Linked DNA regions of Homo sapiens: region 1 is linked to region 2. Evidence: read pairs that join two places in POLR2A ChIA-PET (ENCODE). Cell type or tissue: PC-9. All regions are shown on one strand. Links, peaks and the distances in the headings refer to the core of each region. The heading gives the core; the rest is flanking DNA. Region 1 overlaps CREB3L2 (cAMP responsive element binding protein 3 like 2). Region 2 has its middle 7.3 kb from the start of DGKI.

Evidence for each region. Peaks named below come from ENCODE experiments on the same cell type or tissue, not always from the same donor. Only the 100,000 strongest peaks of a DNase experiment are listed, where the experiment ranks them.
Region 1: POLR2A ChIA-PET joins it to region 2 with 5 read pairs; 2 of 35 experiments call an interaction of 5 or more read pairs at or near these places.

What each region holds. Positions count from the first base shown.
Region 1 is chr7:137,960,734-137,973,607 of GRCh38, reverse strand. All of the region lies in intron 1 of CREB3L2 (cAMP responsive element binding protein 3 like 2), which reads left to right. Among named protein-coding and RNA genes, the nearest start is that of CREB3L2-AS1, 14 kb to the right of the region's middle. In PC-9, for the core only: no CTCF peak of the experiment used is centred there; a DNase peak (open chromatin) is centred at 5,837.
Region 2 is chr7:137,847,792-137,860,665 of GRCh38, reverse strand. No RefSeq gene overlaps it. Among named protein-coding and RNA genes, the nearest start is that of DGKI, 7.3 kb to the right of the region's middle. In PC-9, for the core only: no CTCF peak of the experiment used is centred there; no DNase peak of the experiment used is centred there.

The DNA.
Region 1 (12,874 bases), core at 3,885-7,884, 110 kb before region 2:
GGCTTACTAACTGTGATCTTGTGTCGGATGGGCCCTGTGCTGCTACCTTCTTGACTTTAGGATATCTCTTGTTACCTTTTTGCTACTTGCTCCCACCAAGGAGCACAGCAGACTCCAACTCACTCTAGGTGAGCTTTCCTCTAGCTCCCGAGGGTCATGTGCCTCTCCATTGTGTTCAAAGAGAATAGGCGCCGGTGGGCCGCTGTCTGGGAAACTCTGTGTTCCTTGGTGCGGTACTGAACCTATTTAGTTAAACTTGATCAACTTTAGCACACCCTCACCAGGAGTGTGTGGATTCTCCTTGGGACCCAAGTCTTCCGTACAAGGCAAACAAGTTGGAATGGGGACTTCTATGATTAAGGTCATCGTTAGTTGAAGAATTTCAAACCATTTTAGTTTTTCATGATATGCTATTTCTTTTTTTTTTTTTTTCATTATTATTACACTTTAAGTTTTAGGGTACATGTGCACAATGTGCAGGTTAGTTACATATACATGTGCCGTGCTGGTGCGCTGCACCCACTAGATATGCTATTTCTTCAATTTCTCATGTGGATTTGGGGTGTGTGTGTCTGTGTTCTCTCATGTGTAAATATTTTCATAGAGGCCCTGAAGCTTCTTTCCTATATAGGGATTTGGGGACATTCCCCCAAACAAGAGGACTTTGTTACCAGGGTGTCCATTCTGGGGCCTTGCTGGTATGAAAATGCTCCCTGGGTTGATCCACAGTGTATTTATTCATGAATGTTACAGGTGCCTTAGAGTTTAGTTCCCTTAGGTGACTGTGGAATTTAAAATAAGAAATCAACCTTTATCCTAGGTTTTTCTTTTTCTTTTCTCTCTCTCTCTCTCTCTCTCTCTCTCTCTCTCTATATATATATATATATATATATATTTTTTTTTTTTTTTTTTTTTTTTTTTTTGTAGAGACGGGGATCTCACTGTGTTGCTCAGACTGGTCTCAAACTCCTGGCCTCAAACTATCCTCCCACTTCAGCCTCCCAAGTAGCTGGGATTACAGATGTGAGCCACCAAACCTGGCTTCCTTTTATTTATCAAGAAAAAAATACTGTTCTTATTGTTCATTACAAAAAGAGTATTACCTCATTAAAGAAACTAAAAAACAAGCAAAAAAGACATCTCTCTGTTTTGTTTTGTTTTGTTTTGTTTGAGATGGAGTCTTGCTCTGTCGCCCAGGCTGGAATGCAGTGGCATGATCTTGGCTCGCTGCAACCTCTGCCTCCTGAGTTCAAGCAATTCTCCTGCCTCAGCCTCCCAAGTAGCTGGGATTATAGGTGTGCACCCTACTCCCGGCTAATTTTTGTATTTTTAGTAGAGACGGGGTTTCACCATGTTGGCCAGGCTGGTCTCGAACTCCTGACATTGTGATCCGCCCGCCTCAGCTTCCTAAAGTGCTGGGATTACAGGCCTCCCAAAGTGTTGGGATTACAGGCATGAGCCACTGCGCCCAGCCAAGACATCTGTCAAAAGCTCATTATGCACTCCCGAAACTGCTGTTAATTTCTCTTGTGTTAGAGTTCAGATTTTTTTTATGAATACTTCTTTTACATAGCTATTAATAAAACATATTCATATAACTATTGTGCCATGCCCTTTTGTATTTAATAATGGACATTTTCCTATTTTAATACTTAGCCATTATTTTTTTTTTTTTAAGGAAGTGAACAAATGAAAGAATGGCTACTCCATAGACAGAGCAGCCTATCTATCACTTTTTAATGGCCGTGTATTGTTCATTGAGTGTATGTTTTGTAGGTTCTTAAGTGACATCCAATTATTAGGATTTTAGGTTATTTCCCATTTTTCCCTCTTTTAAATAAGTTGGCTTAATGTTTAATTAATAGTTTTAGAAAAATGGAAAGAGCAAGAATATACATTAGAAAACAGACCCTGGCCTTTTTTTTTTTTGTACCATCCAGAGAAGTTAATGATTAAGGTAAGAACTTATGATAAGGTTATTTACAATGGGGAAAGAGATCCAGGGGATTCGGGTTGCAGAGAGTAAGGACCGGTGTTTTGTGTGCACTCACACATCACAGCCTAGCCGCAAAAAGATCAAGTTCTGCGGTGTCTGCAGTGTTGCCTTAGTGTCCTTCATACAATGTCTCCCCCCATCCAAAATTTTTTTTTTTTTTTTGAGACGGAGTCTCGCTCTGATGCCCAGGCTGGAGTGCAATGGCGCGATCTCGGCTCACTGCAAGCTCCGCCTCCCAGGTTCACGCCATTCTCCTGCCTCACCCTCCCGAGTAGCTGGGACTACAGGCGCCCGCCACCACACCCGGCTAATTTTTTGTATTTTTAGTAGAGATGGGGTTTCACCGTGTTAGCCAGGATGGTCTCCATCTCCTGAACTCGTGATCCGCCCTTCTTGGCCTCCCAAAGTGCTGGGATTACAGGCGTGAGCCACCACGCCTGGCCCCAGTTTTTTTTTTAAACATAATTCTGACTCTGGAAATAAGTAGGCACCTTTAAACTCTGTGTAGACTTGATTTTGTTTTTTCTTGAAGTTTGTGTGTATCTCTTAATATGTGTGCTAACTTAATTTAGGGTCTAGGTTCATGCTGATGTTGGAAGCATGCCATTCTCCAAGCTTTTTAAAAATATGGATATTCTTAAGTATCTCACACTGAGGCACCCAGCTATAAAGTAACCGTAGTGTAGGTAGGTGCACACTGCATAAACACTTCTTCTGTAAGCTGGAGAAATAGCTGGAGGAGAAATCTGTTCTTAGAACAAGGCACATGCTGTTGGTTCCAGACATTCTTTTTAGTGGAGGATACAAAAGTGTGTTTAACGGTTGCTGGCCCCACGCCTGCTGTCCAGCCCTATGGAATGTGCTCTGTCTGGGCCACACTGCCAGTCATCAAGGCAGTTACTGTGAGGAAGGAAGAAGCCAGCTCTTCAGTTCCTTGACCTGAGCTTTTCTGGCCAAAAGAAGGAATCTGTTTTGAAGATTAGGTTTCCCACCTGGATCCTGCCCACCCCACCCACCCCCTTCTGTGAACTGTCCGGCTTATCGAAGAAGACCCATTTTTCCTTCTTACAGTTGCTGTTTCTTCATTGCAAGTGATTCACCCTGAACGTAAAGTTAGGAAACTTAGTTTATAAGGAACTTTATTTGGTGGAGAAATGTCACCCCATTCTCTCGTTAAAAGATACGATGTCTGGATTGATTCCAATATCTGTGGTTTTTGGCACATGCCATCTTTCTGAAATTGCTTCTCTGTGTTTTATGTAAGAGGAAGAAAGAAAAAGAAAGTTCTAAAACAAAATGGTCAGCTTATTCTTTGGAATTCTATTTGGGCAGTTTAAGTGAGGATAGTACTATACATCCTGTCTTTTCTTATATCAATAATAATAATAACTCCTGTGACTTATTACATTTAACTCTCATAATCAACCCTTTGTATTCAATACTGTTTTGGGCACCATTTTACAGATGAGGAGACTGCGGCTTGAAGAGGTTAAGAAACTTGCTCTTTAGATGGTATTCCAGTGTAGGCAGCCTGACTCCAGAGCTGGATGATCTTCTAACCCCCCCATAACAGTGCTTTCAAGTCATCTGGAAGAACTTATTATGCAAATTAAAATACCCTGGGCATCTGGAAAACATTTGTTTCTTAGGTTGTGCCTATTTCATAATTTCTTTTCTTTTTTATTTTGAAAAAGTTCAAACCTGAGAAAGGTTGTAAAAATAATACAGTCAAGACATATATCATTTGACTAAATCCATCAGTTGCTAATATTTTACCATATTAACTTATTTTTCTGTCTTTCTGCGTATGTGTATGTTGTGTGTGTGTGTGTGTGTGTGTGTGTGTGTGTTTGATGACCCTTGAAAGTTAGTTGAGACATTATGACATTTCATCTCTAAATACTTTAGCTGGTATCTTTGAAAAAAAAAAATTCTGCTAAACAACCTCAATGAAAATCATAGGCCGGACGCGGTGGCTCACGCCTGTAATCCCAGCACTTTGGGAGGCTGAGGCAGGTGGATCATGAGGTCAGGAGATTGAGACCATCCCGGTTAACATGGTGAAATCCCGTCTCTACTAAAAAATACAAAAAAAAAATTAGCCGGGTGTGATGGCGGGCGCCTGTAGTCCCAGCTACTTGGGAGGCTGAGGCAGGAGAATGGCATGAACCCGGGAGGCGAAGCTTGCAGTGAGCCGAGTTCGTGCCATTGCACTCCAGCCTGGGCGACGGCATGAGACTCTGTCTCAAAAAAAAAAAAAAAAAAAAAAAAGAAGATCATAATGCTCAAAAAAATTTTACATTAATACACTGCTATTATCTAAGGCATTCATGTTCAAATTGCCCTAGTTGTCCCCAAAATGTCCTTTATAGCCACCTCTTTTTCTGATCCAATTTATCAAAAAGGAAACTTAGCTTTTATGATTTGTAATCTTGATATCATCATGCACATTCTCTTCTCAGACTGGGAACAGTTTTCTTTGGCTTAACTAGGAGACCAGGGATCTTGCTGGAGTTCCAGATTTGAGCTCTCTGCCCTTCCTGACTAAGCAGCCCCACAGTGTCCTCACTTGACACATGCTGTTTTATGGGGCGCCACGTCTTCTTCGTTCCTTCTCTCTCCTCTGATCCACTTTTTTCCTTGACCCTATTCTTCTCCTTCGTTTCTTTCTTCCTCATTTTCTTTTTGCCCCTTCTCACTTTCTTCCTTCTTTTCTCCAACCCCCTAGGACACACACAAGACTTGTTCTTATGTGCTGTAATTGGAAGTTGTAAATCAATGGGGTTGAAGGTGGGAGCCACCAAATTGGATTCATTTATGAGTTGGGATAGAGAGTTGGTGGCGGGCCTGAGCTGATGGTATACTGGGGACTGATCCAGCTGTACCCCCCATTGGAGGAGGTTCAGCTGGCTTGAAACAGTGTGAGGCTGAGAGGATACAAGAGTGGCCAGCTCCACTATTCACAGTAGCAAAGACTTGGAACCAACCCAAATGTCCATCAATGATAGACTGGATTAAGAAAATGTGGCACATATACACCATGGAATACTATGCAGCCTTAAAGAAGGATGGGTTCATGTCCTTTGCAGGGACATGCATGAAGCTAGAAACCATCATTCTCAGTAAAATATCACAAGGACAGAAAACCACACGCTGCATGTTCTCACTCGTAAGTGGGAGTTGAACGTTGAGAACACATGGACAAAGGGAGGGGAACATCACATACTGGGGCCTGTTGGGGAGTCTGGGGCTGGGGGATGGATAGCGTTGGGAGAAATACCTAATGTAAATGACAACTTAATGGGTGCAGCAAACCCACATGGCACATGTATACCTATGTAACAAACCTGCACGTTGTGCACATGTACCCTAGGACTTAAAGTATAATTAAAAAAAAAAAAAAGAGTAGCTAGCTCCAGTCCAGGGCAACATCAGCTGTGGAGGACAAGGAAGGGATGGGGTGTGCCAAAATGGGGTAGAAACGACGCTGTGTTGTATTGGAAAGAAAATAGACTTTAAAGTCAGAAAGAAAGGTGAAAATAGCAAGCTTTTACTGACTGGCTGTGTGATCTTGGGAAGGTTATTTAACTCCCTAAGTCTTGTGTGCTTCAACCACAAATGGGAAGAGTATAACCTACCTTGCAGCATTGTGTTGAGGATTAGGGATAATGCGTATTAAAGCAGAGATCCTGGCACACGGTGGTGCTCAGTCAACAGTGGCTGTTAGGTATTTACATGGTGTCCCAGGAAGTGGATGGGGCATCACAGTGAGGGGAGGTGATGGTTGGAAGTTCATGCAGGTGGCCAACATGAGGCTGAGCTGCCAGTGGTTAGAAGGATCTTAGGAATGCAGTGCAGGGCAGGCTTCCTGTTCCTGGGAGGGAAACTTGTGAGTCAGTTTCCAGCGATCGGGAGCAGGGGCCACAGGAACACTCCAGTTCAGAGACATGGGGCTTGGTGTCTGGGAGAGAATCGAAGAGCCAGAACCAAACTGTCTGATCAGGTTCAAATCAATAGCAAGGGCACTTGCGGCTGAGTCATCCGGAGTATCTCTTGTTTTGGGTTAGCATTAGGGAGAAGCTAGGGTTGGGGGAGTGACTGTGGGAGGAGGGCTGGGACTCAAGCTAAGCCTAGTGTTTGTTCTCCTTTTACATCCGCTAGTAGTGTGGTGACCATGATAACATTCCAGAGGCTCTTTTCTTCCTGAGTCCTTGGCCCAAAGTTAGGTAAATTGTCTCTAGGTAGATAATGATGTCCCGATAATGAGCTCAGAGTCCAAACTGCTAGGCTGATGGAGATTCACTCACCTTTTGCCTTGGTCTGCTCAGGCCACCTTAACAAAGTACCATAGACTGGGTGGCTTAAACAGCAGACGTTTATTTCTTACAGCTCTGGAGACTGAAAGTCTGAGATCAGTGTGCCAGCATAGTTGAGCTCTGGTGAGCGCCCGCTTCCTGACTTGCAGACAGCTGCCTTCTTTCTGTGTCCTCACAGGGCAAAGAGGAGTGGGAAGGAGAGGAAGGGAGAAAGAGAGAAGACTGAGAGAGAGAGAAGAAGGGGAGAGAGAGCAAGCTTTCTGGGCTGTTCTTATAAGGGCACTAATCCCATCATGGGAACCCCACCTCATGACGTCATGTAAACCTCCCAGAGGCCCCATCTCCAAATACTATCACATTGGGGGTTAGGGATTCAATATATGAATTTTAGGGGGACACACTTTCAGTTCATAACACCCTCCTTCCATGCCCTCATTCCCAGACACTTGAGAATCCATGTGTAATGAGAGTGTTACCTTGAGGAGTATGCGGCTCCTGCGTATTATATGGAGGCAGAGACAAGGATTCAGAAGCACAGTTCTAGCAGCTTGTCAGTAAGCCACTGCAGGGGAGCTTTGATGAACTCTCATATGGCATAGGTCCTTCCTTTCTACCTACGATTTTTCTTTTTAAAATTTCCTTATTATTTTTATTTGAGAGGCATGAACATGAGGCAAAATATGTTATTTCCTGTTCTTTGTAAAATCTCCAAATTGAGCTGTCTGTAGTCAAAAGTGAGGTAATCTTCTTCTTTTATCCAAAAGATTAACTTATTCTGAGCTTTCCTTCTATCTGAGTCGTGGCTAGGATCAACATACACTTCTTAAATATTCCAATTCCATATCAAGGATAGTGCTCCTCCTTCTCCCTGAGCCACTGGAGGGAGCACCAATGTATTAACAGTTTTCTTTGTTGACTGAATTTGCTTTTTTTAACCTGCTTTCTGAAAGTGCATCACATTACCATCCAAACTTATTGGACATAATTTTTTAAAGTATGTAAGCAAGTAACATATAATCTATTTTACAAATTATGCAGTAAGACATAGTGGGATATAATTTAAGAAGATGCAACTAGCCCTTATTTTTCCACTCTCTGGAGGAATTTCATAACTTTTCACATGTTTGCACTTCCTGTCTCTGATCTGTATCTTCTTTGGCTCCTCTGTCTTGATGCCCCTCCCAACTTCTGTTCACCTAAGTCCTTGATGCCATCAGTGAACATCAGATTCCTTCTTTGGAAGACCAGTGGTTCTCAGAGTGTGCTTTATGGACCAGCAAAGCATACGAGAACTTGGTAGAAAGACATATTCTTGGGCCCCACTGCAGACCTACTGAATTAGAAACTCTAGGGTGAGATGCACCCATTGTGTTTTAATAAACTCTCCAGGTGATTGTGATACACCCTCAGGTTTAAGCATTCCTGCCCTAGAGGAGGAGGCTAGATTCAGTAGGTGTTTCTCCCAGTTGCCCATTTTGACATAAATAATAGCACTTTGTTTTGCTCCTCCTCAGGCATAGAATCCCATAGTTTTAAGTGGAGTGGGATTTTGAGTGGACGTTACCCTGGTCAACTCTCTTTACCGTAGAAGAGAGAGCTTTGCAGATAGTTGCAGTGTTTGGCTGGAGAACCTAGGGCTTTCTATGTCCTTGCTTATAACATGGGCTGTGTCACTTCCTTGAAACTTTAATCAGTGCTTCCTGAGACCAGGGTTCTTTGTAAAATAACTTAAGGAAGTATTCCAGAAGAACCAATAGCATTGGTCTACTCACCTGTGTGTTCTATTAACATTTTAATATTAACAATATTCTGATATTTCAGATGTAGATTGCAAAGCCTCACAATCAAGGGGCTTTTGTCATTGATTCGATTTAATTATCCTAAGGGAAAAAATGGAATGCTTAAACTAGCAAAAGTTCACGTTTCTGTCTTTTTGGCCATGTTTTCCTCAACGAGTGTAAATATATTTGTGCGCATGTGTGTTGATACTGCGTGTTGGAAAGACAGAAGGAGACAGACTAAATTTCTGTTTATAGAAAAATCGTAAGTAATCTGAGGAAGCAGTAATTACTGGAGTTGGCAACAGTTTGAGCACTATCCTGTCCCTTGATCTAACTCTGGCTTTAGAGATAGTTGAATTTAGAATGTTACCTTATGGGCAGTTTCTTTATCTATTTTGTTTCCCCGGTTGGACAATCTCTGTAGTAGAACTAGAGTTTGGTCACTACTTGTATTAGTCTGTTCTTACGCTGCTGATAAAGACATACCTGAGTCTGGGTAATTTATAAAGAAAAAGAGGTTTCATGGACTCACAATTCCACGTGGTTGGCGGAAGGCAAAAGGCACGTCTTACGTGGTGGCAGACGAGATAATTGAGAGCCAAGCAAAAGAGGTTTCCCCTTATAAAACCATCAGATCTCATGAGATGTATTCACTACCATGAGAACAGTATGGGTGAAACCGCCTCCATCATTCAATTATCTCCTTCCAGGTCCCTCCCACAACATGTGGGAATTATGGGAGCTCAATTCAAGGTGAGATTTGGGTGGGAACAAAGCCAAACCATATCACTACTGGATTATGACTCTCTATAATTTGAAAAGAATGGTAGAATTTAAAGAATTTGAAAGCAGTCCGTTTGTTTTCAATATTGGATTGTTCAATATTGATTACCTTGCATATCATGCTTGTTCCCTCCCCATCTTTGTGGGAGTGCAGGAGGCACAAAGAAAGCCTTTAACTGAATGATCTGGTTTTTCTAGATGGCTTAACATTTTTGTATTTGATGGGTCAATAGCCTTGGGTGCTTTAGTCTAGATGCTGAGTGCTCAAAAGGCTAAACACGGAGGAAAACATTCCCCTGTCGAAACACATGATTGATTTGGTAGTGACAAGTGTTTTGGGAGCCAGAGACATGCTAGTGGGTTAAGCAAGGGTTTGTTTGTTTGTTTGTTTGTTTTGCTTTGTTTTGTTTGTTTTGAGAGGAAGTCTCGCTCGTGTCCCCTAGGCTGGAGTGCGATGACATGATCTTGGCTCATTGCAACCTCCATCTCCTGGGTTCAAGTGATTCTCCTGCCTCAGCCTCCCAAGTAGCTGGGATTGCAGGTGCCTGCCACCACGCCTGGCTAATTTTTGTATTTTTAGTAGAGACAGGGTTTCACCATGTTGGCCAGGCTGGTCTACGAACTCCTGACCTCAGGTGATCCGCCCGCCACGACCTCCCAAAGTGCTGGGATTACAGGCGTGAGCCACCGCGCCTGGCCGCAAGTGTTTCTTTAACATGGCCATCTTAAAAGGGATAAAGGATCTTCTAGGAATTTATTTCAGCTGAAAACAGATTGTGATACATTCTTACTTTGGTGTTGTCATCATTTGTTCATTTCTATTTTTTCTTTCTTTCTTCAACAGATATGTCAAATACTATCCTAACATTGAACAAAATAAGTTGTTTAAAAAAAAACACCAAAATAAAAAAGGCAATAACTATTTTTAAACTTATAAAAACAAATCAAGTTTGGCTTGACATAATTATCCCTGGACATAATTATCCCTGCTTCGGCAATTTAGGGAAGAGGATTTCAAGATTTCAAAAGATCCTGGGGGAAAATTAGGTAAGCTCCATGGCCAGAGACTCTAATATAAATACAGTTCGTGAAGGAGGAAGTTAGAAAAACATTTAAATTTAATCCAGTAAAAATGAACAATAAAAACAAAGATGGGAGGGGTGGATCATGATACCAGAGAGTGACTAGAGACATTTTGCTCAGAATTTAAAATAATGTATCCAGAAGCTAGAAAGATTGATGTTTACCTTAGGATAAATACAAAATGGCGTGAATTAGAAATCAGTTTAAGGACTAACAAAGTCAAGTACGAGGTGCCTGAAAACTAGAAAGAAGTGAATACCGTACTGGTTTTTGAAAAGGGAAAAGCTTGACATTAATACCTGGAAAACTGGTGGAGCTGGTTATTAAAGAGATCCTTTGTGAATAGGAAGAAAGCAGTGCTGACTAAGTGGGAACAGGGACTTGCTAAGAGGTCCTGAAGAGCAGGTAAATTCTGGCTTAGAGCCTCCGGAGAGGGGGATCTTTAAATGAGCTCTGTTTGCTCAGCCTTTTTATCAGCATATCTGAGGATGACATAGACCATAACCCTTATCTAGACTTTCCAGGCGTTGCAGGCTTGGGATCCAGAAGGAACGTGAAGGAGGGGGGCTGGTTGAGTGAGATGAAGAAGGAGGGAGACATCTTCATGAAGATCCAAGGGCCCCAAAGCTGAGAGGGACTGCTGGGATGTCAGATGTCAGATCAGTATCCAAAATCACCTTGCTGTTTAGGAAAGCTGGATATGCAGACCAGTGAATGCAGAGAGAAAGCAAAGAGGTTTGTGTGTGCTGGGGGATGAGTGCGAGGATGGAAGGGAGTGGGAATTCATTTATTGATATATACATACAGAGCACTGCACCCACTTTGTGCCAGGTACTGTGTTCTGGGTGCTGTTGTAGCAGTGAATCAAGTAGACAAACGTTCGGCCCCCATGGAACTCATGTGTAGTGCAGGAGATCGGAAGCAAACATACATGTAATTTCTTAGGGGGCGATTCATGTTATGGAGAACAATAAACCACGATGGGGTAAGAGAATGCTGGTGGGGGGTGGGAGGCTCTGACTGGCTTACACAGGGTGGTGGGGAGTCCTGCCTGATGTTGTGATATTTGAGTCTGGGGGCAGTGAAGGTGCAATCAGCCCAGATGGCTGGCAAAAGTGGTTCCCCAGGGTGTATGCTGGAGCTGGGAGAGGCAAGTGTGCCTGTAGCAGAGATCCCTCAGGGAAGGGGAAGGAGGATGGTGCGGGAAGAAGCTCAAGGTGAGAAGGCAGAGAAAGGGGGCCTAGAAACCCTTTGTTCATCCTGATGAGATTCAGGATTTGAGTAGAGGAGGGACAAGATCTGGGAATACACACTCAGGATCCTTCTTGATGACAGCCTTCCAATGCTTTAAGGGAACAGTTCCAAAGTCAGAGCCATGGCCATCTAGTGAAAGGTACCAAGAGACAGCTTTTAGTTCAGTGTATGGCAGCTTTAGAATTCAAGTCGCCCAAGCAATGGTCTGTGCTGCTTCATGAGTTTAGTGTCCCTGGATTTGCGCTTAAAAACCACCAGGGTCCATTTCAACGTGAACATTCAGTGAGTCTTCCCCCTTGTTCTACAAGTGTTTCCTGACATTGGTCCTGACTTCGGTGGGGTCGCAGATGGGGAAGAGCAGAGCAGGCGCGTGGAGGTGCAGGGGATGCTAGGAGAGGAAGTGGAGGCTGGGTTCATGGAGACACAGGGGAGCAGTGTGAGTTCCTAGAAGAACTTCCTAGAAGTTCCCATGGTTCAGAAAAGTGAGGGGGCCTGCCACGGAGAGACTGAGCATTGGGCATGAAGAGGGCATGGGTCATGAGATCATGGAGGAAAGGCCTGGGGTAGGCTAGAGATCTTTCAAGAAGCAGCAAAGGATGAATGGAAGAATTGCCAAGGGCAGAGCTTAGAGCGGAGTGACCAAGGTGACCATCAGAGTCTTGTGAGGTGTGCCCCCCGGGTGGGAAAAGGAAAGCTTTTGTTTCCTAGGGACCACAGGTACCTGAGAGAAAGATAGAGGACTGTCTGGCATAGAAATGGGGAGGGGAGGACAAGAGATGCCACAGGGGAGGGACCCCCAAAATGACAGGAAGAGTTGAGGCCTAGAGGTTGGATCCACAGAAGACGCATTCTGTCTGTATCCTGTGATGGCAAAGGTGGGATAAAGGGCCTCTGCCTGAGAGGCTGAAGTAGGAGAAAGCCTGAGATTCTTCCAGGTTTGGGTTGCCTGGGTGTGGGGAGCAACAACTGACTCAAGGAGAGAAAGCCTGACTCAGCCTGTGCTTTGACTGTGCAGGGGGAGGGCCCCCATGATGTTCCTTCCCCAATTTCAATTCAGAGACATACGTACTTTCCTCCAAACTGCCACTTAATTATATGCTGGCTTGACTGCAAGGACACTGAGCAAATTCATTTACATTGAGAAAATTGAGGACAAATGAAAAATTTTAATGTTCTCATGTCCCCCACCCCCCACCCCCCAGTTTATAATTTGGAGGAAGGAAGTAAATTTAATGCAGAATATAAACATTTAACAATGTAGGCTTCTTCCTAAAATAATAGATTGGTTTTTTAAGCCCACATTTCTTTCTGAGTGAAAGAAATAATTCTTGGGAGGCCAAGGTGGCTGGATCGCCTGAGGTCAGGAGTTTGAGACCAGCCTGGCCAACATAGTGAAACCCCGTCTCTGCTAAAATTAGCCGGGTGTGGTGGCACACACCTCTAATCTCAGCTACTCGGGAGGCTGAGGTAGGAGAATCACTTGAACCTGGGAGGTGGAGGTTGCAGTGAGCTGAGATCGTGCCATTGCACTCCAGCCTGGGCAACAAGAGTGAAACTCTGTCTCAAAAAAAAAAAAAAAAAAAAAGAAATAATTTAGTTTTAAGTTTAAAATAATTGGTAAATAAGATTATGTTTATTTGTTAATTTAAATGAAATAAAAC
Region 2 (12,874 bases), core at 3,228-7,227:
TAGAAATATGACCAGACAACTGAGTGTTCTCACAGCACCTATCTAAAAAGAACCTGCTCTGGAGCAAACAGGTGAAGGTGGTGATACAATTCAAGGAAAAACAACACTGTCATACAACATTAATATTAGGATTTTGAGTGTTTGGGTTATATACTCACATTGTATTTGAATATTATTTGGTTTTCATTATTGTATAATTAGTATTGTGACTTTTAGGCTTATTTTTGTAAAACATACTTAATTAAAATTATCATTAAAAGAATTTAAATGGGCTGGGGGCGGTGGCTCACGCCTGTAATCCCAGCACTTTGGGAGGCCGAGGCGGGTGGATCATGAGGTCAGCAGATCGAGACCATCCTGGCTAACACGGTGAAACCCCGTCTCTACTAAAAATACAAAAAATTAGCCGGGCGTGGTGGTGGGCGCCTGTAGTCCCAGCTACTCGGGAGGCTGAGGCAGGAGAATGGCGTGAACCCGAGAGGCGGAGCTTGCAGTGAGCCGAGATCGCGCCTCTGCACTCCAGCCTGGGTGATAGAGCCAGACTCCGTCTCAAAAAAAAAAAAAAAAATAATAATAATAATAAAATAAAACAAAAAAAGAATTTAAATGAATCTGTGAGAGTCTGTAAGAATTTCTTTTTCCTTTTATAGAGTTCGCTACAGGACTGAAGATTGAGAACCAGAGGTATAAAGTATGAATGAAATAAAAGTTCAAATAAATGTAACGAGAGCAGCTTTTGAATCCGTTGGGCAGCAAAAGCAGTGTTGTAACAGGAAGGTTCAATTACCACAATCCAGTTAAAGACCTGACTTGCTTGAAACAAAATGGGAAATGTAAATGGTTTCATGTGCGGCTCCCTAATGGTGAATTGGCCTGGATGAGTATCGCTGATTGCACTGGGCTCACCAGAGCCACTGAGAATAATAACAAAAGCACACCTCTAAGCATTCTGTTTTTGCTACAAGCAAACTCTGGTGCTAAGAGCGTGAGCATTTGTCCTCAGAAAACTTTTCTCGCTCCAATCAGCATCATCTCAGGGACAGAAAATGGAAAACTCTTTGGCAAGTAATTCCATTCTGTAATTCTGCATTACCTTTGATTAATGAAGAGGGGAGGGCACGCTCCAACGAAAACTGGTGCAGGGATTGGCATCACAGTGTAGATGACTCCATCAAGAAATTATTTCTTTCCTTGCTTTGCAAATTGCTTCTACCTGACTCTTAGTCATTTGGGCCTATCTTCTTAAGAGAATTTATTTTCCTTGCTCATGGTCTGAGACTTAAAGTCAGAGATGAATTTCAATAATTTGTGGCCTCAGTGTAAATTTATTTTCATTGTTGCCCATAACATAGTTTTTTACCCTTCTTTCAGAGGTTTTCCACCACTAGTATTCTTTTTTCAAAAATTCGATTGTGGTTAAGAATATATATAAAATTTACCATTGTAACAATTTCTAATTGTATAATTCAGGAGTATTAAGTATATGCACATTGCTGTACAACCAATCTCCAGAACTTTTTCATTTGCAAAACAGAAACTCTGTACCCATTAAATAACAACTGTTTCTTTCACCTTGCCCTGGTGCCTGGCAATCACCATTCTACTTTCCATTTCTAAGAATCTGACGACTCTAGATATCTCTTATTAAGTGGAATCATACAGTATTTGTCTCTTTGTGACTGGCTTATTTCACTTAGCATAATGTTTTCAAAATTCATCCAAGTTGTTGACTGTGTCAGAGTTTTCTTCCTTTTGAAGGCTAATTAATATTGCATTGTATGAATAGATCTCATTTTGCTTATCTGTTCATCCATTAATGGACACTTGCGTTGGTTTTACCTCTTGGCTATTGTGAATAGTGCTGCTATGAATATGAGTATGTAACTATCTCTTTGAAATCTTGCCTTCAATTATTTTGCATATATATGTGCAACAGTGGAATTGTTGGATCATATAGAAACTGCTACACTCTTTTCCTTGTGTCTGCACCATTTTACATTCCCAATCGTGCACTAAAGTTCCAATTTCTCCTTATCTTTATCAACTCTTCTTTCCCTGTCTTTCTTTCCTTCTTTCTTTCTTTTTTTTTCTTCCTTCCTTCCATCTTTTTTTTCTTTCTTCTTCATTCTAATGGGTGTGAGTGATATCTCATTGTTGGTTTTGATTTGCATTTCCCTAATGATTAACAATGTTGAATATCTTTTCATATGCTTGTTGGCCATTTATATCCGTTTATATATCACTTTTGAAAAATGTCTGTTCAGATTTTTTTCCATTTTTAAATCAGGTTATTTTTTTGTTGTTGTTCAGTTGTAGGAGTTCTTAATATATTCTGGATATTAATTCCTTATCAGATGTATTTACAAATATTCTCTTTAATTCCATAGTTTGCCTTTTTACTCTGTTGCTTGTGTCCTCTGATGCACAGAAGTTTTATATTTTGATATATTTCAATTTGTCTACTTTTACTTTTCTTGCCTGTGTTTTTGGTGTCATGTCCAGGAAATCTTTGCCAAATTTAATATCATAAAGCTTTTCCTCTATATTTTCTGGTAAGCATTTTATAGTTTTAGGTCTTCAGTTTAGATCTTTGATCCATTTTGACGTAATTTTTGTATATGGTGTAAGATAGAGGTCCAAATTCATTCTTTTGCATATGGATGTCCAATTTTCCCAGCATCATTTGTTGAGGAGACACTGTTTCCCCATTGAACAGTCTTGACACTCTTGCCAAAAATCATTTGACCCTATGTATGAGAGCTAATTTCTGAGCTCTCTTATTCTATTCCATTGGTCTATATGCATGTCTTTATGCCAGTACCACATAGTTTTGATTAATATAGCATTTTAATAAGTTTTGAAATCAGGAAATGTAAAACCTCCATCTTTGTTCTTTTTTTAGAAGATTGTTTTGGCTATTTGGGGTCCCCTGTGATTTCATATGAATCTGAAAATGGATTTTTCTATTTCTGCAAAAAATGCTACTGGTATTTTGACAGGAATTGCATAAATCTATAGATTGCTTTGGGTAGTACTGATATGTTAACAATATTAAGTCTTTTAACTAATAAACAAAAATATATTTCCATTTATTTGTGTCTTATTTGCTTAAACATTGTTTTGTAGTTTTCAATATACAATTTTTTGACCACCTTGGTTAAGTTACTCCGAAGTATTTTATTATTTTTGGTGCTACTGTAAATGGAATTGGCTGCTGCTTCTTATTTTTTTGGATTGCTCATTGTTAGTGTATAGAAACACACCTGCTTCTTTTGTGTTGAGTTTGTATCCTGCAACTTTGCTGAATTTGTTAGTTCTAGTAGTTTAAAAAATAATAATTGGTGAAATCTTTAAAGCATTCTACACTTAAGATTATGTCTGCAGACGGAGATAATTTTACCTCTTTCTTTCAGTGTGTAGCCTTTTACTGATTTTTCTTGCCTAATAGTGCTGGCTTAAGCTTCCAGGACTGTGTTGAATAGAAATGGCAAAAGTGGGCATAATTGTCTTGTTTCTGATATTGGAGACAGAGCTTTCAGTCTTTCACCATTGAATATGACGTGAGCTGTGAATTTTTCATATATGGCTTTTATTATGTTAGGGTAGTTACCCTCTATCCTTAGTTTATTGAGTTATTTTATTGTATTATTCAAGGTTGTTGAATTTTGTCAGGTTCTTTTTTATATCAATTGAGACGACTGAGTTTTTTTTACCCTTCGTTTTGTAAATGTGATATACTACATTGATTGATTTGTTAATGTGATATATTACATTGATTGATTTTCATCTGTTGAATCATCCTCACATTCCAGAAATAAATCTCACATAGTCATTGTGTAGAATCTTTTAAATATGCTGTTGAATTCTGTTTGGTAGCATTTTGTTGAGGATTTTGTGTCAATATTCATCAGGGATATTAGTCTATAGTTTTCCTGAAGTGTTTTTGTCTGGGTTTGGTATAAGATTAATGCTGGCCTTATAGAATGAGTTTGGAACTCTTTAATTTTCTGGAAGAGTCTGAGGATAATTAGTGTTAATTCTTCTTTAAACGTTTAGCAGAATCCACCAGTGACACCCATTTGGTCCTGGACTTTCCTTTGTTTGATAGTTGATTAATAATTCAATCTCATTACTAGTTATAGATCTGATTCATATTTCTATGTCTTCCTGATTCAGTCTTGGTAAGTGTGATATATATTCTTAATTCAAGATCTCCCTTGCAAAACTTGCATTTGATTACCAAGAGATTTGATGTGCTAATTATGGAAGTTTTGAGCATCACTTTGTGACGTACAGATAGGAGCAAATTAAATTCTTTTAGGGTTTTTGTGTTATTTAAATTTGCCTAAAATTTCTAGAGCTACTTATTGATTAAACTACTTCAGGATGGTTGGATTTAACTCTTATTCCACCATTTCCCTATTTACAACCAATTTGTTAAAATTTTAAAAATTATACCTCAGAAATATCTTTCAAGTATTTATTCCCTTTCCTAGCCCACTGTCACTTCCTCATATCAGGTCCTTAGTATATCTTGCACAGACTACCTCAATAGCCTCATAACTTGTCTTCCTGCTTCTTCCTGTCCAGCTTTGTCCTCCACACCTTGATACATTTCTGAAACTTACATTATATGATTATACCATTTTTCCTGCCTAGGAATAATCCATGTATTTTATCTTCCTATTCCACAAATTTCAAAATCCTCAGAATAGAAGAATCTCTCCAAGTGTCTGTAACTTGCCCCACTCTAGCCTCATCTGCCTCCCCTTCTTCCTTGCCACCTACCCCCATTCCAAATTTGTGCCATATCAATGTATTCTGCATTCTGTAGAACACCCAAGTTTTTCATTTTTCTGTGCTTTTGCAATGTGCTGTTTCTGGGTGGTAAAATTTCACTCAAACCTTTAGAGATAAGGCAAAAGTCATTTCTTTCCTGAGACTTCTCAGACACCAAATGTTATGTTATGTCCTTCAAGGTCATGCCCCAAGGCACATGGAACTTAGTAGAATGCAAGTACTTATATCAATATGTCTTATAATTATTACCCTAATGTTCACCCCACAAAACTCTGATCCTTTAAGGGTAGGATATGTCCACAACTTATCTTTGTGTAGAGTGTGAAACACAGTGTCCCGTATATTCACAGTGTCCAAATACAGCTAGCACAGAATAGCTAGCTACTTAATGAATGCTTATTTAATGCGTGTTTATTCTGGGGGATGAATAACATTGAAAAAGACCTGAACTTCATTGCTCCTTCTCCACTGACTACTTATGTGACCTTGGGTGAGTCATTTATCTTCTCAAGGTCTGTTTCTTAATTTGTGAGTGAAAGATGATGACAGATAATCTCCAACATCCCTTACAGCTCTGACATCTTATTATTGCCATTTTCATTTGTGCAAAAGACAACCTTAATTATTAAAATAACTTCATTGTGCATGACACTCAAGGAAAACAAAACCATAACCAAATTTCTTTACCTTATTTGACTTTACATTTCATGTTCATTCTTGAGTGGAACCATTCTAATCTTTATGAGCATTCCCAATTTTACCTCTATATACTGAATTAAAATGTTTTATGTTGTTTGTTTAAATCTATAGCTCTGTTTATATTTTTCCAGTGTTCTAAACCATAGGTTTATAATACCTCTGTCCCTGGTAGAGGCACAAGAGAAGATATATTTTAAAATAATACAGTATTTAATAAAATAATATTTATCATTTAAAATGTCTTACAAGTGTAACACTATAAATAATTTAAAAATTAAGAGTTATCTTTAAAGTCAACTAATTTCCTGTTTTGTGTTCCTTTTCTTTGTTTATTCATATTCTATATAGTTTCAAGGATGGTATCACTTAATTTTATATCCTAGTGTTTTCATTTAGCACATCATCAGCAATTTGTATTATTTCTACTTAGACCCACAACTATTATTTTGGAGGTCTGCATAAGGTTCCTCCACTGGACATTGAAAAATTTACTTAATTATTTTCCTATTGTTGACCAGCTAAGTCACTTTCTTTAATTTAACATTATAAACAATTCTATAACAAATATCTTTCTTTACTTGGAATCTTCATTTGGGATTTTTTTCTTAAGATGCATTTCTAGAAGTGAGATTATTTGATTAAAGAGTAATATTGCTAATTTTATAGTTAAGTTTGGAAATTATCCATAAAAGTATAATTTTAGGGACAAGATAGTCCAAATATCTTATTTTATATGGATTATTATGAATATTTCAATCAATATATCAAGTATTTTTCTGAATTTATTTGTGCCATGTTATAAGAATGCATTTGGCTGCAAGTAAAGAAAAAAATAAATCCACTTAACAGTGGCTTATACAGATCAGAGTTTAATTTCCTTACATAATAAAAAGTCTAGCAGTAGGTGGACTGTAGTCGGCTGGCAACTGCTCAAAGAAGTCATCAAGGACTAAGGCCTATTACATTTTCTGACTCTTCCATGCTTAGTGAATGGTTTTCATTTTCATGGTTGCAAGACGGTTATTATACTTGTGGGCATTGAGCTCCTCTCTAAGCATGAAGAAGGAAAAGGGCAAAGGACTGAGAGGGCATATTATCTTTCTGTACTAATAAAACACATCTCCAGAAGAAGCTCCATTTGATTATTTTGGCTTTGATCTCCTTGTTCAGAACCAGGTCACATAGTCACACTTCACTTAAGGGCAGTGGAAAAGAAAGCATTTCATCTTGTACATCTCTATATTCTAGGAAGATGGAGAAAGGGAATGTGAATGGCTTTTAAGTTAAAAGGTCAAGGTGTTTGCCACTTGACTTTCATTACTCTACGTAAAAAGAAGTGAAGACGAAAGGAAATGGTTTTCATTTATTACAATTAAATGGTAGTCTCTTCCAGGGAAGTTATCTAATTGTATCCATCTTTGAATCCTTAGCATTAGCAGAATGTTCATACACGAAGAGGCTCAAAAAGTCTTTGTAATATGCTGAAACAGTAAATATATGTTCCCTGCAAATCTAAATGGATTAATTAAAAAGTCATATTAGATTAGCATCATTTTCCTTGATAGCATTTCTTGTTTGATACCTTAGGGAAATGCAATAAAAAGAATATTAGGCATAGTTTACCAACCAAACTTTGCACACAAATACAGGAATGCAGATTGAATGAGAGTCCAGCTGAATGTTTTAATATGGATTTTAATAACTATACACAGAAGTTATTAATTAGTGGAACATTGGAATGTTTAGCACCAAAAGAGCAGGGTCTTTAGTTTTTCCTCACTGAATTACTGGTACCTTGAACAGTACATTATAATTACAAGTAGACATTTACCAACTGCCTGTAAAACAAATGACTGTCAGAATGAATTAAGGTTTCCAGGAGTGCATTGCACATTCTGAGGCCAACCTTATCCTTTTTGGGAGGAAATTTATTGGTGACTTCATTGAGTTTGCTGCAGATCAGGCCTGCTCTTGATAAGTAACCAAGAAAAATAGTGAATGCAATGAATGTCAGACTCTGGATCCCAAAGACTTTTGCCTGAGAGAGTGAGAGTCAGAACACAGCAAGAGGAAATTGAGTGGGAATGCAAGCTAATTCCTCAATTTGCCCCCCGCAAACTAGCTGCTCAAGTACAGTCATTGTAAATTATACATAGGTTTTTTTGGTACACCAGCAGTTCGAATGAGGAATAATGATAAAAAAAAAAAATGGAAAGCACTTTATGACAGAGCCTGTTGAAAATGACTAGGTTGTCTTAGAAAGTAGTGACTCCTCTGTAACTTCAATTGTTTAAGTCTAAAAAAAAAAATCACATGAAGAGATGCTGTGGGAGCACCATGCATGAGAGGGGGCTGGACTGGGTAATCTAAAGACCTCTTCCCTCCTTGCAATATAATAGTTCTATTTTTAGTTAAATCTAGCTTAGACACTGCCTGTTGAAATCAATTCCTATCAATAGAACCTAAAATATTTTTCTCCATACTAATTCAGCAAGCTCCCACTGTAGCTTCATATTTTTTATGGCCATGATATAAGTCTGACAATCTTCAACTCTAGGTTGAACACGGGAACAGTTTAACACAGACACAGTTCTATGTTAGCTAATGGCTGAGAAGGGCAGTTTAGGGAGCGAGAGGCTTCTCTGATGAGATAACATGAGAAGTAAGACCTGAATGATAAGAAGAATTGGAGCACATAAGACACAATTTATGTCCCCAGAATGGCTGGCTTCCATCTATTCTCTCACACCTTTGTGTCTTTGCTTGCTCAGTGGCCAGCCCAAGCCACCATTGCCATTGCCAGTGCCTCATATCCCAACTGTGCCAGTGACCTCAGCCTCTCCCAGTGACTGGATTCCACTGAGATTGCATTAGAAGGAGACTCACAAGTTTGGTGCTCAGGTGCAATCAGTCTGTATCCTCAGAGGTTCCTCCAATCACTGGGGGATCTGGGTTCCCTAGCAGTTGCCATAAAGAGCCAGTAACAGAACCTGGAGGTGAGGGTGAATTAATTAGTTCTCTAAGGGACAAACTTCAACCAGTTTCAACAGGAGACAAGAAGACATTGGCAGAGAATCTCCACTCTCTCCTGTGGACAGAATGTTTCTGGATATAATGATGTAGGTCCTGTCTGGAAGAAGTGCTGGTGACCAAGAAAGCAGGTATGTTGTTTTGTGATGCTGTAGTCATTCATAACTCGCCACCTTGAATTTACTTTCCCCTCCTTTTCAGCCTTGATTCTCTTTTTCCTTCATTCTTGAGTCCTGGAATTACAACTTCACATAAAGTCTTGGCTTGTAAGTTTTGCCTCAGGATCTGTTTTCTAGAAAACTCAGACAAAAACAAACACAATACAAAAATATGAACCATAGTTCAGGAATTGTGCTCAGGTTCATGGAGGTGCTCAGGTTTCTGCCGTATATTCACAGGGGCACCGCAGGATATATTAAAATTTTGAAAGAAACTCAGAGATACTTGACATTTGTTAGACACCATGCATACTACTGACTCAATGTAGTTGATAGTTTCAACACTAGATTACACTACATTCTTTCAGTGACATCATTATGTTTGCAAAGCTGGGTTTTGGTGGTTGCAATTTCATGTGGTATTAAGGAGCAATACCACATGAAAATTAGTGTGGAACAGGAAATGAAGGTGGTGGTGTCTAATATGATCCTAAGATTTGAGAGGTTGTGTCATGCCCATTACTATCCCATTGGTAAGTGATTGTGGCTGCTTACAAATGAAGTACAAACATTTTTTCTTTCAATTTATGTTTTTTTCAAATAGCTACTAATGTTGTCAAGAAGTAAATGTTTATTGAATTGTTAGCATCTGAATACTTAATAAACATAAGTGTTAGGTTCATCTTCATAAATCTCAGCCTAGAAGTGCCAGGAAAAATAATTACTGAGACATTCAGTAAAGGGTGGTGTGAACTGAGAAAGTCTGGGAACCTCTGAGGTAGAGCTTTACGGGCAGGCAGGAATAAGCTCAGCATGTGATGTGGTTTGGCTCTGTGTCCCCACCCAAATCTCATCTCGAACTGGAATCCCCATATGTCGAGGGAGGGACCTGGTGGGAGGTGATTGGATCATGGAGGTGGTTCCCCATGCTGTTTTCAAGATAGTGAGTGAGTTCTCACGAGATCTGATGGTTTTATGAGGGGCTCTTCCCCCTTCACTCTCTGCTCTGCCTCTCCTACGGCCATGTGAAGAAGGTCTTTTCTTTCCCTTCATCTTCTGCCATGATTGTAAATTTCCTAAGGGTTCCCCAGCCATGCAGAACTGTGAGTCAGTTAAGCCTCTTTCCTTTGTAAATTACCCAGTCTCGGGGAGTTCTTTATAGCAGTGTGAAAATGGACTAATACAGCATGTATGAGAAATGGGATGTTAGGAGAGCTGAGTCAGAAGGTGAGGGACTGCAGGGATGGAGGAGGCACAGGAGAGACCAAGTGGGGCCTTGTAGGCTTTGACAAGAGAGCTCAGTTATCATTTCTGTACAACATGATACATCCTGGAAACTTAATCCTGGAAACTTCTTTTTCTTTTTTTCCTCAGTGACAACATTTTCAAAAGCTCTATTATCTTTTCCTGGTTTTATACATAACTGAGGTCTCCAATGTGTGCATATGCATGTTTAAATGTGTCACTTTTTAAAAAAACATTCTGTGTTATTTCTGGAAAATTCCTGAAATTCCTGAAAACTACATACATTTAAAAATGTTAAATATAATGTTCTCATTATTATCTGGTCTTGCAGTCTTATCTAGACTTAAATTTTTTTTCTTCTTTCTTTCAAACTTCACATTGAAGCCCTTTTATCAAGCTCGGCATTTAGGAGACTCAAGGTTGGTATTTAAGACTAGGATGACACCTGTTTTAGATTGAACAGTAATTAATAATAGAAAGGTGAGTTAGGAAGCTCACCAAATGGGGCATGGCTTTGGGCCCAGTCATGGAAATATTGTCCATCTGAGGTCTGAGATTATACTTCCAGGTCCAGACACTGGATGTTTCAATATACCCAGAGATGCTCATTTTCTTGGTTATGTACTTATGTTACTCAAAATCACATGCAATGCAGTTTCAAAGCAGAATGTCAATTTATTTTTGTGATTAGAATGCTTTTGACCCATTTTCAAGGATTCCACTTTTTAGTGTCAAGGAAACTAAGAAGCAGGATGAATAATTACAAGGTTACTTGGTGATCGTTGAAAAATAGAAAGGAAAATAAATTGTCTAAGAGAATGACTAATATTTTAAGTAACTTCTCAGGAGATCACCCCACAACAGAATTCATTTGTCTTTTGCTGGAATTATTTGTGCTTCCCAAATGTCGCTCTGTCTTAAGTTAGAGTTAATGTTCAATGACTGTTTTTTTAAAAACCCAATATTCCTCTGATTAGCAACCCATTAATACACTATTTAAACATATAAATACACACTTGAGAGGTCCAGCTGGCTTTTCTGATAGGCTGGGAGACATTCTGTTGGCATGTACTTATTGAATCAGGCAAAACCTCAAGACTCTAGCTAGAGCCATTCAACTCCGCTTCACTGTGACCATTTTCTTATGTATCCTTCCAGAAATATTATATCTCTATAGATCTTCTTTTCTCCATAAATGATAGCATACTACTAAATACTCTGAGCATTGTTTTTCTTTTTTTGTTAACATTATATATTTGAGATTGTTTTATATTAATGAATGTTAACTTGCCTTATGTATCTTGACAGTTCCAGAGAATTCCATTGTTTGGATGAATAACAATTTAGGTTGTTTTCAATCTTAAATCCTTGTGTATACCTACAAGTATATCAGAGGACGAATTTTTAGAAGTGAAATTGCTTAGTTAATTAGGTCATGCATTTCAAACATGGATAGATATTGTAAAATTTACCATCAGAGAGATTTTACTAGTTAAAGTATATCAAAAATTTGAGGAAGCATTTGTTTTCATACCCCCTCATCAATACCATCTATTATCAAACTGTTTGTTCTGAAAAATGACGTCTTTCATTATGTTCACAACGATGTATATTTCTTTTCTCAGTCAATAAACACTTCATGATGGTCTATGATATACACACTTATGCAATTATGTTACCTGTTTATTATTACTGAAGATATAGTGATAAACAACATATAGCGTTTATATACATGTGGGATAAATAGACACATGACAGTTGCAGTGGTCCAAGTTTAGTACAATGGTGCAATGGGAGCTATGGGAGGTACGTCCATCACAGTCTAGAAAGGGATCATCAACGGAGGCTTCTAGTGGGGAGAAACATGGGGAGAGACATGTAAACTAAAATCCGATGGAGGTGTAGAGTAGTTGGCTTGGCAAATCTTAGGAAAAGGAGAAGCAAAGAAGAGGAGACAGCAGACTCACACGTGCAAAAATGGGAATGGAGAGAGCAGAGAGCGTGTGGGGTTTGCACAAAGAACAGTTCAGAACCTCACTGTCATGACAGTATGAAGGGAAAGCGGGCAGTACTCCACCACCCACCAATGTAGCCCTCAAAATCAGCTGAGTTGTTTGAACTTTACCCTAACGGCAATATGACATAATCAAAAGATTTTTAAGTGGAGGCGTGAAAAATCAGAAGTATTTTGGGGCTCACACTTGAGATTGGATTGGGGAAGATACGGCTAAAAGTAAGTGGGAGTAATGAGGGGGCTGTCCCAGTAATTGGGTTCAGATGACATTTGCTTGATTTTAGGGATGTACGAGATATTCGTGGATCTTGTGTTGAAGCACCTAATACACGATGTCCCTTCTGAAGACGGGTGCATTAAACTGGGGTGAAGCACAAAGGCCACTGAGCAGCCTGGCTTGACTCCTGGCTTTGCCAGTTTGCATTTGCACGTGTCCAAGCCCTTGAGAGGTGCTGTGAAAACATAGAGGTGGATGAGGGAAGTGCTTATACAGCACATACCGTATAAAAAGAGGGCTTCATACTTGCTAGTTGTTTTAATTTTTATTATTACTTTTCCTCGCTGCACATGGAAATGTCTTTACCTTTGTCTTATTATAAGGTACATACGAGGAGAGTTACAGAACATGGGTGTTAGAAGAGATTTGACATATCTGTTCATTTTCCTAATTTTAGTGATGAGAAAATAAAGGGAAAGAAAGCAATTTAGATTTTTGCCAGTATTACAATTCTTTGTTCACGGGCACACCACGCCAGCCTGAAACTGTTCATTGGTCTGGTTCTCTTACCACCTCGTATATGTAGGTTTATAGTTTGGTTACGAACACCACCTTGTCTTAACCATAGATAGTTCCTGTGTTTGCCGACAGCAGCGATTTCTTGTGTGGAAACCCCTAATTTGGGAAACAATCTGTTTTAAACACTTTGTA